Regions from separate parts of the Mus musculus genome. Here region 2 is linked to region 1. The links are chromatin loops, found by intact Hi-C in ENCODE. Cell type or tissue: heart. All regions are shown on one strand.

Region 1 (2,500 bases):
TTGAATTAAATCACAAAAAGAAATCATAACCACAAGTGAGCAGAGTAAAATACTACTGGTTGTCTTTGGTTTTGAAAAAATGAGAGTGGCAATTTCTATGGGTTACAGTGTGACTGTTTAACCCATTTGAATGATAGCTGTAATCTCCCATGGAAAGTTTAAAAGGTATATATGTATAAATGAATATATGTATATATTATATAATATATTACACATATTTTGTTATTATATATTATAACATATTTTTGTATTTAATATATTTATACAATATACCAATATATTTACATGTATTTTATATTATATTTACATTATAGTATAGATTTATATTTTATATACTATAGTATTTATGTTATATAGAATATATTAATATATATTAACAATCATCTATACTAAAGGCATTGAGGAAAGTGGAATCACAGGGGAAGGACAGGCGCAGACAAATTTTATCAAAGAAAGGCAGATTTGGGCACCAGTTTGACTACCAAACAGCTGTTCCCGTTCTCTCTCTGTTTTATCCCTTTGCAAAAGGCTTTGGGGGGAATCTGTCATGCAAGGGAAATGGAAGGAAGGTCACACAAGGATTACTGGTGGGGTCCCACTTGCGGAGGAAGCCAGGGAGGTCAGTGAACTCTGGAAAAGAAAGTTTCTTCCTGGTCGGTTTTAACGGCTTAGACGGGGTGCAATTCCAAGAGACAAAAAGCTAAGTCAGGAATCAGGAAGCCAGACTCAAAGATGTTAAAGGGTCAAACACTAGCCCATCACTTTTGTATAGAAGTGTTAACTACTGTAGAATAAATAAATACCCTGGACTGAAAGGGGTAAAACCAATTAAAACTATGTGGTTCATATACACTGCTTTAACAGTGAGGAAGTACAAGCTACCAGGATTGCTTTTCCTCACGTCCCACACAGTGTAAGGCTAAAGTTGAGAGGTTTTAGATCTCTGACACGATAGACTTGGATACACTTTAAAAACAAAACAAAACAAAAAAAAAAAACAAAAAAAACATCAGTTTAACAACAACAACAAAAACCAAAACTCATCTATTCTTTGAAAGTATGCGAACTCCAGAAACTGAGAATTCAAACAGGCTGACCACAGGTTTTAACGCAATCTAAGCCTGGAATTCAATTAAACGTTAAATCTGACCCAGACTTAAGGCATCCTACTGGTTTTGTATCCAATGTGTATTCAGTTTGTATCCAGAGTGCCCCTAATCCCCAAAACAACCCTCCCGAGGTGACTGGGTTTCCTGAGAAGATAAAATCGCTGTCAAAATAGGTGCAGTAAGCTCTGGCCACCTGAAGGTGGTACAAAGAGAGCGCCAAGAGCCGCCAGAGCTTAATGAAATTCCAGGGTTGCACACACAGTCAGCTTTACACATACCAACTTCATACAACACATCCAAGCAATCAGCTACATCATTGTTTCTCAGGAACATTGTGAAACTGAGGAAGCCAACCACCCTCTCCTCACTGGGCGTCCTGGACTGTAGAGCTCTGAGACTCCATGGGGGACACAAAGAGGGGGTCTGCTCTAGCAGTCACCCCGGGGCCTGCTGCCCGCCCCCCAACAACCTTTTCCTCTGGCCAACAGTCCACACAGTCGTAGCCAGCTAGGTATTACCGTGTGTCCGGGTGACGGATGGGGCACAGCTTCTAGACTCCCGGGTCACTCCTATAAAGCGCTGACTTGCTGATTTGGGGGCGCCCACGCGAGTTTCTGCCCCACGCAGGACTGCTCCTAGCTGGAGCACACAGCACTCCCCGCCATCGCGCCCGCACCGCTGTTGGGGTGTTGTCCAGACTGTCCTATTTGGGGATAGTTCCGCTTGACTTGGGGGCGCGGGTGGCACACGGCGCGCTTGAGCAAACTTCGCGGAGCTGCAAACTGCAACCCGGGTGGCTGCAGCAAGGGGCGGGAGCGCCGGGCTAGCAGGTCCTGCCTGAGTCGACCCCATCAGTCGACTGCCAACGACCCCATCAGTCCCCTCCCAGGAGCAGCGCTCAGAGACACCCCCCGCCCCGCCCCCCCCCCCCCCCCCCCCCCCCCCCCCCGCCCAGGGCCAGGCACTGCGATCCCGCTCTTCCCACCTGCAGATTCGGGGCGCGTGGCCGAGGTCCCCGGCTTCCCTTGTCTGGTCCCTGGAATAGTCTCGGCGGAGCTTACGGGAGAGGGGCGGCTCCCGAGCGCTGGCTCCGCGGTGCGCTGCGCTCCAGCGCCGGCTCCGGCGGCCCCGAGCCCTGCAGCTCGCCTGGCTCCACTTCCTCTTTCCCACTCTGCTCCCGGCGTGTCCCGCCCCGCCCCGCTCCTCGGTCCGCTGCAGCGGGTTGCGGTCCCCGCCCGCCTCCACGGGGCCCTGCGGGAGGAAAGAGGCAGAGAGGAGGAGGCAGCTCAGAAAGAGATTAAGCTTGCTCTCTGGAGCTTTGCCAAAGACAGCAGTCAAATTACAGCCTCTGGGGGGAAAGTTTTTGTCTCTTTTCTTTTTTCTTTTCTTTT
Region 2 (2,500 bases), 140 kb before region 1:
AACAAAGTGTATAAAACCGTGAGTTGGGCTCAGAAAGCTGAGACTCTTCCCTGTGTACAGAGAGGGTTAACGTGTGTCTGCAGAGGCGAGACAAGAACGCTTGGACAGCCTCAATCAGTATTGATGGGGTGAAACTTGGATAGGAAAAAACACCTCTCCCTATCTGGTTTCTCTCATCCATATCATATTTCTTCTCTCCACAGTTTTATCAAGCAACCTAAAAGAAAACAAAACCAAGAGTCTTCATGGAATAGTTGAGTAGCTCCAGGTTTCTCTCCCAGTAAGATGAGTTTTGTTTAGGTGGAAAAGTTACTAGGAAAATGGTAAGGAAAAAAAAAAAAACCTACCATAAAGCAACAACAGCTTTAATCACATTAAGTTTCCTGAGAGGTTTTAAAACTGTTGGCAGTTTCGGAGGTACCCTACAAATGACATCATGGTTGAAAGTTAGAAATTGAACTTCTTTGGGTTCCATTTGGCACCACATATTGTTTTGGTTGAACATCAGTTAACTTTCTATTTTTACTGGGAGTGATGTCATAACTGTTTTTAGGACAGTGTCTGGCTCTGTCATCTGTGGAACTCAACACATGATCATGTTTTTGAATGTCATTTTTTTTTCTAAAGCTGGAAGCATGTGTGTATTTGGTGGAGAATGTGCTCATCAGCAAATATTCCACAATTTCTGAAACATATTTTTGATTAAAAGTCAAATCCAGAGGCACCCAGGAACTCCCAACCAGTGGCATGGCTTCCTTCTGGTCTGGGCTGGTGTCCTGAGCAGACCTTGGGTGCGAACTCCACATCCAGTCCCATAATACCCAGAGGACGCTCCACTCCCAGGCGCTCTAACACACCCAGGACCACAGGATCTCAGGATCCCAGAAGCTTGGGCACACCAGGATCTCAGGGTCCCAGAGGCAGCTTGACTCCCAGGAACTCTGACACACCCAGGATCTCAGGATCACAGGATCCCAGAATCACAGGATCACAGAGACAGCTGAACTCTAAGGAGTTCTGACACAACCAGGATCACAGGAAGGACAGGCTCCAGTCAGATATAGGGAGGACAGGTAACACTAGCAATAACCAGATGGCACGAGGCAAGCATAAGAACATAAGCAATAGAAATCAAGGTTACTTGGCATCATCAGAACCAAATTCTCCCACCACAGCAAGTCCTGGATATACCAACACACTGGAAAAGTAATATTTGGGTTTCAAATCACTTCTCATGATGATGATAGAGGACTTTAAGAAGGAAATAAATAACTCCCTTAAAGAAATATAGGAAAACACAGGTAAGCAGCTAGAAGCCTTTAAAGAGGAAACACAAAAATTCCTTAAAGAATTACAGGAAAACACAATCAAACAGGCAAAGGAAATGAACAAAACCATCCAAGATATAAAAATGGAAATAGAAACAATAAAGAAATCACAAAGGGAGACAACCCTGGAGATGGAAAACCTAGGAAAGAAATCAGGAGTCATAGATGCAAGCATCATTAACAGAATACAAGAGATAGAGGAGAGAATCTCAGGTGCAGAAGATACCATAGAAAACATGGACACAACAGTCAAAGAAGATGCAAAGAGCAAAAGCTCCTAAGCCAAAACATCCAGGAAATCCAGAACACAATCAGAAAACCAAGCCTAAGGATAATGGGTAAAGATAAGAATGCAGATTTTCAACTTAAAGGGCCAGCAAATATCTTCAACAAAATTATAGAAGAAAAATTCCCATACCTAAAGAAAGAGATGCCTGTGAACATACAAGTAGCCTAGAGAACTCCAGATAAACTGAACCAGAAAAGAAATTCCTCCTGTCATATAATAATCAAAACACCAAATGTACTAAACAAAGAAAGAATATTAAAAGCAGTAAGGAAAAAAGGTCAAGTAATATATAAAGGCAGACATATCAGAATTACACCAGACTTCTTACCAGAGACCATGAAAGCCAGGAAATCCTGGTCAGATCTCATACAGACCAGAAGAGAACACAAATACCAGCCCAGGTTACTATATCCAGCAAAACTCTCAATTATCATAGATGGAGAAACCAAGATATTCCATGACAAAACCAAATTTACACAATGTCTTTCCATAAATCCATCCCTACGAAGGGAAAACTCCAACACAAGGAGGGAAACTACACCCTAGAAAAAGCAAGAAAGTAATCTTTCAAGAAACCCAAAAGAAGATGGCCACACAAACATAATTCCACCTCTAACAACAAGAATAACAGGAAGTAGCCGGGCATGGTGGCGCATGCTTTTAATCCCAGTACTCAGGAGGCAGAGGTAGGCTGATTTCTGAGTTCGAGGTCGGCCTGGTCTACAAAGTGAGTTCCAGGACAGCCAAGGCTATACAAAGAAACCTTGTCTCGAAAAACCAAAAAAAAAAAAAAAAAAAAAAAAAAACCAGGAAGTAACAATCACTTTTCCTTAATATCTCTTAGCATCAATGGACTCAATTTTCCCCAAAAGACATAGATAAC

What was found. A loop is a pair of places that touch in the nucleus more often than their neighbours do. Peaks named below come from ENCODE experiments on the same cell type or tissue, not always from the same donor. Only the 100,000 strongest peaks of a DNase experiment are listed, where the experiment ranks them.
Region 2: it touches region 1 in a loop (2.0-fold over the local background); 1 of 42 quality-filtered maps calls a loop at or near these places.

The regions. Positions count from the first base shown.
Region 1 is chr10:3,740,135-3,742,634 of GRCm38, reverse strand. It overlaps Plekhg1 (pleckstrin homology domain containing, family G (with RhoGef domain) member 1), which reads right to left and starts at 2,258. Exons shown (of 17, transcript NM_001159942.1): 1 at 2,095-2,258. The region is part of intron 1 of Gm30164 (a long non-coding RNA gene); the gene reads left to right. In heart, CTCF peaks have their summits at 1,307 and 2,226; DNase peaks (open chromatin) are centred at 1,584, 1,814 and 2,284; H3K4me3 peaks cover 1,954 bases; H3K27ac peaks cover 1,116 bases.
Region 2 is chr10:3,876,385-3,878,884 of GRCm38, reverse strand. All of the region lies in intron 3 of Plekhg1 (pleckstrin homology domain containing, family G (with RhoGef domain) member 1), which reads right to left. Among named protein-coding and RNA genes, the nearest start is that of Mthfd1l, 95 kb to the left of the region's middle. In heart, no CTCF peak of the experiment used is centred here; no DNase peak of the experiment used is centred here.